Regions from separate parts of the Homo sapiens genome. Here region 2 is linked to region 1. A link is an interaction called in ENCODE POLR2A ChIA-PET data of the cell type or tissue named here. Cell type or tissue: CD4-positive, alpha-beta T cell. All regions are shown on one strand. Links, peaks and the distances in the headings refer to the core of each region. The heading gives the core; the rest is flanking DNA.

Region 1 (4,380 bases), core at 1,292-3,791:
TAGGCACATCTTTAGTCTCATCTATAGAATTCCTCAGTTCTCTTAAACCAGATGCCACTAGAGACATTTCAGGCCACAATCTCTCCCTTGAGATGCTTTGGTATGTTGGCTTCTAAATAGATTGGCTTCCCTCATTTAATCATAACTCACTTGAAATAAAACATGAGCCATTAGTCTAGAACTAGTTGAAACTTTCCACTCCAATCTATTCCTGTAGTAATTCACTGGTTTTGAAGATAATTTATATTTAACTCAGCCAAGAACCACTTTATTTTTCACTTAAAATCACCTCTACCCTCCCACATCTGCTAGCTCAGAGTTTTGCTGGAGTGGAAGGCAATTTAATTCAGGCTTTCTCTTTCTCAGTCTATGTATTTTAATTTATTTGGTTTAAGAAATGTGAACATTTGGCATGGGAGTAATCATTTCCAACTGTTTGCCCTCTAGCTTTGTGATTTTTTTAAATAAGTAAAAAATACAGTGAGCCAGGTTTTCCTTTTTTTTTTTTTTTAAGAGACAAGGTCTCACCCAGGCTGGAGTGCAGTGGCGGTGGTGCAATCATAGCTCACTATAGCTTTAATCTCCTGGGCTCAAGCGATCCTCCTGCCTCTGCTTCCTGAGTAGCTGGGAATACAGGTGCATGTCACCACATCCAGCTAATTAAAAAAAAATTTTTTTTTTTTAGAGACAGGTTCTTGCTATGTTGCCCAGGCTGGTCTTGAATTCCTGGACTCAAGCGACTCTCCCGCCTCAGCCTCCCAGAGTGCTGGGATTACAGGTACACGCCACCATGCCTGGCATGCTTTTCCCTTTCTTTAAGTGAAAAAGCAGCGGCTCATGTTTGTAATCCCAGCACTTTGGGAGGCTGAGGTGGGAGCATCACTTGAGCCCAGGAGTTCAAGACCAGCCGTGACAACAGAGCAAGATCCCATCTCTACAAAATAAAAAAATCAGCTGGGCGTAGTGGTGCGCGCCTGTATTCCCAGCTACTTGGAATGCTGAGGTGAGAGACTCGCTTGAGCCTAGGAGGTTGAAGCTGCAGTGAGCTGTGATTGCACTCCTGCTCTCCAGCCTGGGTGACAGAGCAAGACCCTGTCTCAAAAAAAAAAAAAAAGAAGAAAGAAAAGGATGAAAGGAAGGGAGGGAGGGAAAGAGAGAGAGAGAAAGGAAGAAACGAAGGAAGGGAAAGAGAGAAAGACAGGTAGGGAAAGAGAGAGAGAGAGAGAGGAAGGAGGGAGGGAGGGAAGGAGGAAGAAAGGAAGGAAGGAATCGATGGTATTGGGAGATAAATTTAAACAATGCTTTACCCCTTGCTTCTGTCCTCTCACAGTAGGAGGTGTCGGGCACTGTTGTGTTGGCTGCCTTGAAGACTCGCCTCATCCCTGCATTTGCTGACCAGCAGCACTGATCCTTCTGGTCCCACAAGCAATGTGGTCTTCCCAGATGCTGGGTCACACTGATTGTTTTATTTCTTTGGGTCATTTCTGTCATCATGCCAGGATGAGCTATTTATCCTGGCCCTATGGTTTAGGTTAAAAGGCAGTAGTATTGGGGGCAGTGTACAAAATTCTTTCTGTGGAAACATACTTTTTTGATACAGTTTATTCTGGCCTCCTTTGAAAACTCTCTCGCCACACCTCCAGATCGCTCCCTTTCTACCACAGCTGCAGGCATAGAGGGAAAAAAACTTGTTTTGCAAGATGGTTTTGCATTATAAAAGTGATAACAAGGATATTAGGAAAAAAATTATACAATAGAAAAAGATAGACATTTTGTGAATATAGACATGTGGAAAGAAAGCAAGCAAGTCCACTGAACTTTCCCTCCTCCCAGCATAAACCCCCCTCCAGCCCTAAGGAAATACAATGATGTATTCCATTATAGGTTTTTATACAGATTTCCCAAGACAAAGTTGATGTCTATATTGCATTTCCAATTTTGCATCCTGACTTTTTAACTTGATGTTAGGTCACACATATTTTTCCATATTGTTTTAAATCTCCCAACACAGCCTCCTTTCCTAAGATAATAACAGGCTTTTGTTGAGTAGACTAAACAAAGCCTCCTAAAGGCTCTGAGAATAGGATTTGATAGATAAAAATCAAGAAGGAGGAAGGTTCCAGGCAGAAAAGTCAGCTTGCAGAAAGACAGGAGGTGGAGACACCTGGCCATGTTTAAAACATGGAGTTGACCAGCTTGATGAGCACGTAGCCTGTCCATAGATTGAGCTGCCTCTTGAGTGCTGGGTTCTGGAAGATGCGGGGTGGGGCTTTAGGGCAAAGATGAATTAGGAAACTACATTAGTTCTGGTCAGAGGCATGAGACTGTGTGAGGCTGGCACAGGAGGCATGGATAGAGTGGGAATGAAGAATCTACTGACCTTGACAATGGATTATATAGGGGGTGGATGGAATCAAAGAAGAACATTACAGTTAGAGTCTATGAAAAGCTATGGCACCTTTAACAGAAATAGGAACACTTAGAGGCGTGCTAGAAGAGGGACACTGGGGCTGGGTGCAGTGGCATGCACTTGTAGTTCTAGCTACTCAGGAGGCTGAAGTGGGAGAATCGCTCGAGCCCAGGAGTTCAAGGCTGCAGTGAGCTAGGATTGCATCACTGTACTCCAGCCTGGGTGACAGAGCAAGACCCCAACTCAGAAAAAAAGGACATTGGGAATTGAGTTTGGGACATGCTGGCTTGAGGGGGCAGGGCCTCCGAATGGCAGGCTGTTAGGGAAATGAGTCTGGAACTCAGATCAAAGGCATGGCTTGAGACGAAAGATGTTTGAACTCAGTCATACAAAAGTCATGATTGAAGCTACAGAAACAAGCATATTTTCTGAGGAAGAGTGTAGGCCAGGTGCAGTGGCTCTCAGCTGTAATCCCAGCACTTTGGGAGGCCGAGACGGGAGGATCACTTGAGGTCAGGAGTTCGAGGCTGCAGTGAGCCATGATTGTGCCACTGCATTCCAACCTGGGTGACACAGGGAGATGCTGTCTCTTAAAAAATACAGAAAATCATAAGAGAAAACAAATTTTCTACTTATTAAGTGGAAGTGGGTGATCATCAAGGTCTTCATCCTCATTGTGTTCATGCTGAGTAAGTGGAGGAGGAGAGGGGAGAGGAAGGTTTTGCTGTGTCAAGGGTGGCAGTGGAGGAAAATCCGTACATAAGTGGCCCCGCACAGTTCAAACCTGTATTGCTCAAGGGTCAACTGTATTTCAGACAGCACCCACGAGGAATCATCTGGAAAATGTAAGTGGCCAGACAGTGCGTTCCCCAGAGGCTGCTGCATGGAGTGTGTGTACACGCGGGTTCTGGATGTTTCCATCTAGCGCTCTTCACAAAAGCACAGCGGATAAAACAATAAAAGCAGGGCTTTTGAGAATCTGGAATACAGATTTTTGGTAACTCCCAAGCGGCCCTGCCTTTGTCTCTCTCCACAGCTCCTTTGGCCCATACCCCCCTCCCCTGATTCCCCCATCACTGAGAGAACATGGGGCAGAGCACATGAAAACCGTAATACCTCCCTGTAAGCCAGGGGCTGCCCTCAAAGCTCCACAGGCATTATTTCCCTCGCCCACTCCATGGCCTCAAGAGACTGACACGGAACACCTCCAGCCCTAGACAGGAGGAAGCAGCGGGGCTTGCTTGGTTAGGTGACTGGCTGAAGGTTGCATGCAAATTTCAGTTTCCTGATTCTGACCTACACCAAGGGCTTTACAACAGGTTCCAGGAAGAGAAGAAACACTCCCATGTTGAATGCACAGTGTTCCATAGTGCAAGATGATCCCGACCGTGGAAACATGAAAACATGAAGCAAAGAGTGTGTCATAGAATTGAAGGATAGGCACTTAGTGGGAGCCCGGCATGGCATTTTGAGGCTGGGGATGTGGGAGGGTGGGGCTGCCCCTCTCATGCCCACAGTCTGGTGGGGAAGAGGTTGGAGGTGCGGAGGGAACAGCAGGGCCTGTGACATGAGAGAGTGAGGGGCCTTGCTCAGCGATCAGGGCCTGGAAAAGAATCTGTCCATGGCAAATCATTAACGTTTCTGTTTGAAAAGCTCTGAGTGTATCATGACACATGAGGTCGAATCCCTAAGACTTCACAGCGCTCTCCATCATCACACAGCTCTTGGGGGGTGGGGGGCACTGTTCCCATCCCACTGCAGCCATGCTGGGGTGGCGGGTCCCCTCCTGCATGTCCGACTCGCTCATCTCTCCGATGCAAGTACTTTGTCCCTCCTCCAGGGCACACACGTTCCTTACTGTGGCACCTTCCTGCCCCCTGAGCTGCTTGGGGGCCCGGGCTGCCTCATCTTCATCCCACTCTCTCAGCACGAGCCTGATGAGCAGCCAGCCCCCAGCACAGGGCTGTGCA
Region 2 (4,380 bases), core at 973-3,472, 130 kb after region 1:
CTCCTTCTGGGGCTTCAGGGGTTGTGGGCACACCCCTAGAGGCTGCCATGGGGCAGTATAAAGTTCGTTCCTGCCGGCGCCCAAAAGCAGTCACCCTGGCTCCAGCACCTGCTCACCTGCATGCTCCCTCCTGGGAGAGGTTGAGTGCAGTGGGTTCAAGTGAGTGGAGTTCACCCCTGCTGGCGTGGAAGTAGCCAGCTAGTTCCAGCAGCTGCACTCCAGTTCCTGCTCACGAAGGGGTCAGGGAAACTTGCTGATTCAAAACTTTGTTTCTACATCAGCACATTACCCACCTGACATTAAAAAATATATATACTGAAGAAAAGAGCATACGAATTTAATATTAATCTATTGGAAACATTCTTTCTGCTTTCATGCCCATTTTTACACCTGTGGAAATGGAGGTGGGAGAAATCATCACAGGAGGAGGCCCTGGGACAACAGCCAAGCCAATTCGTTAGGAAACAAACAAAGCTAGTCCCGGCACCTGGGTTCTTCCCTCTCCCTCTTCTGGGCCTGGAGTGAGAAGTGGGAGGGGATCTGCCTCTAGGCTGGAGTTGTAAGGGTGGGCAGCACATCCTGCTTCTCCCTCATTCCAACTAGAAATTGGCCAGGACATAAGTCTCTGTTGCCTCTGTAGACTCTGACCACCCCTCTCCCAAGAAGGAGTACAAATAAGGGCAACAGACACTGTAGAGGGACTCTGATCCTGAATGATAAGCCCATGGTCTAAACTTACCAAATACCTGGGGCAAGCCGACACTGGAGAACAGAAAATAAAGGGAATTACTTACTCAGGAGAAAAGAGAGTTAATAGAGCAAACAAGGCAGGGCTTTATATATTTAAAAAGTATATAGTCTCCAAATTTAAGAGAATACATTACTTACATGAAAGGCTATTACGTATTTTTAAAACATTTAGGGATCTTGGAAATGAAATGCCTAGTTGTTCAAAAATCATTTTCGGCCAACAGATGAATACATCCACTAAATATGGTATACAATGGAATATTTTTCAGGCTTAAAAAGGAAAGAATTTCTTTCTTCTTCTTTTTTTTTTTTTTTTTTTTTTTTTTTTTTTGAGACAGTGTCTTGCTCTGTCACCCAGGCTAGAGTGCAGTGGTGCTACCACTCCCAGCTAATTTTTATTTTTTTATTTTTTGTAGAGACAGGATTGCTGTATTTCCCAGGCTGGTCTCCAACTCCTGGGCTCAAGTAATCCTCCTGCCTTGGCCTCCCGAAGTGCTGGGATTATAGGCGTGAGCCACTGCACCGGGCCAAGGAAAGAGATTCTGAAGTATGCCACAACATGGATAAACCTGGAGGACATTATGCTAAGTTAAATAAGGCAGACACAAAAGGACAAATATTGTATGATTCCACTTATATGAGATACCTAGAATAGGCAAACACATAGAGACAGAAAGTGTAACAAAGATTAGCTGTGGCTGGGAAGAGAAAGGAGTGGGGAGTTATTGTTTTGGGTGCAGAGTTTCTGTTTGAGATGATAAAAGGTTCTGGGAATGAATAGTGGTGATGGTTGCACAATAGTATGAATGTACTTAATGCCACTGAATTGTACACTTAAAATAGTTAAAATGATACATTTTATGTTATGCATATTTTACCACAATTAAAAAAAAATCACTTTGGGGCCTGGCGTGGTGGCTCACACCTGTAATCCCAGCACCTTGGGAGGATGAGACGGGAAGATCCCTTGAGGCCAGGAGTTCAAGACCAGCCTGGTCAAATAGTAAGACCCCATTTCTATAAAAAGGAGAAGAAGAAGGATAAGGAGAAGGAGAAGGAAGAAGAAGTTTTACATAGAAGAATGAGAATAGCAGCTGAAGAATTTCACCCCAAAGTTAAGAGGCAAAGTGGATACAACTAAAAGTTCTAATACTGGGGCTCATGCATTTCATTGACTTCATTGTCCTCCTGCCTCATCAACTTCTCCCCCAGAGAAATTACGTTAAGGGGCCTAATTCAGTCCCACCCCCATCCCAACTTATACCCAGCAATAGGTTCCAGCCAGCAGCACTGGCCCTGCTGGGTGCCTGGACTGGAGCCTGGGCTTGTGCCTTGGCCAACACATGTGCCTCCAAGGAGCGCTCTAAGAAGCCCAGACCCAACAGCAGCCCCTCAGCACCCCCTGCAGTCTCCAGTAAGATGTGGACATCTGCACGGCTCAGGCTGTCCCCATCTAGAGCACAGGTCTCAGAAAATGAAAGACAAGAATTAGTCGATTACTCCAAAGCACATGAAAAATCCCCCTCCAACTGCTAGTAGCCCTCGGTGAAGGCCCCAAAGCTCAATGCCCTCACTTCCTCCTTCATGCCCAAACCTGCTTCTTTGCCCTGGGCCAGGGCCCTGCAGTGGCTTGTCTTGCACTGTGGTGTTTGGAGTCTTGTCTTGGGTCTCCAGGTCACCCAGTGGAGTATGCAATGTAGCAACCAGAGGAAGCAGCCCTGGGTAGTAAGCAGGGGCAGGAGCTTAGCCTCCAGGGTAGCCCATGACCTTGGGGCTCAAAAAGGGTGAGAATCAAGCAGCCTTTAAAGCAAAGCAAGAGGGAGAGGCAGGCCGAATGTGACTCTCCCCTCAGCCTGCGAAAGCAGTCACAGCCTACTCACCTAAACGTGCCCAGATTTACCTGTCCACAGAGTCTGACTGCCCCACTGAAACGCTAGTTACCACCTGTTATTAATGGACTCCAGAGGCCTGAGTGAACCTGCTTCGTGAGAAGCCTAGTCCCAGGCCTGGTTAAACCCAGCAAGTGCAGGTTGTCCACAGCTTTTACTGCTTTGAACTGATTTGGGGGAGAAGTACCTTTCTGTATCAACCCAATAAAATGATCCTTTTATTCCACTTTCCTCCTTTATTTATTAAATGCAGTTGTGCAGTTGAAGGTGCACTGTGCGGGCTGTCAATCTCAGTAAGAGCTAACGTCTGAGCGTTTCCTCTGTGCCAGGCTTTATGGCGAAGGCTTTTCATGGATCACATCCTCAGAACAACAGTGTGATGAAGCAAGGGCTGCTCTCCCTTTTATTTTAGACATGAGGAAACTGAAGCTCAGAAATAGTTCACAATACCCTAAACTAACAGGCAACAACAGGCAATGTAGGATATGGCTCCATAGAATTCGATTCCAGGGACCTGGGCCCATCCACTGATGTATATGGGCTTGGAGTCTAGTTTTCATTCTGTTGCTAACTCACTGGGTGACATTGTGCAAGTCAGTCATCTGTCACGGCCTTGGTTTCCTTATCTGTAAATAAATTATCACATTAAGCTGCTTTTAGCTGAGGTTTTATGACTATTACTGAGCACCTGCTGTTTAGAAGGCCTTCGCTGATAGAGAGATGTCGAACTGCTGTAAGTGTTTTTGGGTGAACTTTTTGCTGTACATTAATTTTGCAAGGCCATTCAGCTCAGGAGTCCTCTTTCAATTTCTAGGCTTTACTGACGGTTTATTACCCAGTCTCAAATTTATTCTACCGCATCCCCAAACAAGCACCAAGTGAAAAGCTTTTCATTTTCTCCACTAAAAGAACAAAACTTTTAATTAATATTTGGAATCCACTGTCTCTGGAGAGACTCTTTTACCCCCGCCCTCTGGGTTATAGGACCTATACCAGCTTTGCCTTATTAACGTTCATCTATTGACTTGAACCTGCTTTCCTCTTTAGAGAATCAGTCTTGATCATTTAGAAGGCTATTGACCTAAAATTACCTCCATTGATTTCTATAATATACTGGATTCAGATGCAACCAGGATTTGCAGCAAAACATGGTTATATATAAACTTATATTGAACTTATAAGTTACATTGAACAGGCTGGTGCAGTGGCTCACTCTTGTAATCCCAGCACTTTGGGAGGCCAAGACAGGTGGATCATATGAGGCCAGGAGTTCGAAACCATCCTGGCCAACATGGTGAAACCCCATCTCTACTAAAAACACAAAAATTAGTCAGGCTTGGTGGTAGGTGCCTGTAGTGCCAGCTACTCAGGAGGCTGAGGCAGGAGAATTGCTTGAGCCCGGGAGGTGGACATTGCAGTGAGCAGAGATCGTGCCATTGCATTCCAGCCTGGGCGACAGAGCGTGATTCCATCTCAAAAGAAAACAAAAAAAAGGTATATTGAACAATCAGACAAGCCTAACATAGAACAATCAGATAAACCCAACATCATATAAGAACATTTGTGGTGGAGTGAAAGGACCAGAATACTATAATACTATGTTTCGAAGTAGACAAACTGGAGTTCAAATGTCAGCACCTACTCTTTTTTTTTTTTTAGTTAGTGTGACTTTAGATAAGCCAATTAGCTTCTCTGAGCGCTAGTTTCCTCAGCTCTTCAAAGTAATATTTTCCCCATAATA

What was found. Peaks named below come from ENCODE experiments on the same cell type or tissue, not always from the same donor. Only the 100,000 strongest peaks of a DNase experiment are listed, where the experiment ranks them.
Region 2: POLR2A ChIA-PET joins it to region 1 with 6 read pairs; 4 of 35 experiments call an interaction of 5 or more read pairs at or near these places.

The regions. Positions count from the first base shown.
Region 1 is chr1:236,172,192-236,176,571 of GRCh38, forward strand. All of the region lies in intron 2 of GPR137B (G protein-coupled receptor 137B), which reads left to right. Among named protein-coding and RNA genes, the nearest start is that of GPR137B, 32 kb to the left of the region's middle. In CD4-positive, alpha-beta T cell, for the core only: no CTCF peak of the experiment used is centred there; no DNase peak of the experiment used is centred there.
Region 2 is chr1:236,301,622-236,306,001 of GRCh38, forward strand. No RefSeq gene overlaps it. Among named protein-coding and RNA genes, the nearest start is that of ERO1B, 22 kb to the left of the region's middle. RefSeq lists an enhancer at 2,248-2,557. In CD4-positive, alpha-beta T cell, for the core only: no CTCF peak of the experiment used is centred there; a DNase peak (open chromatin) is centred at 2,140.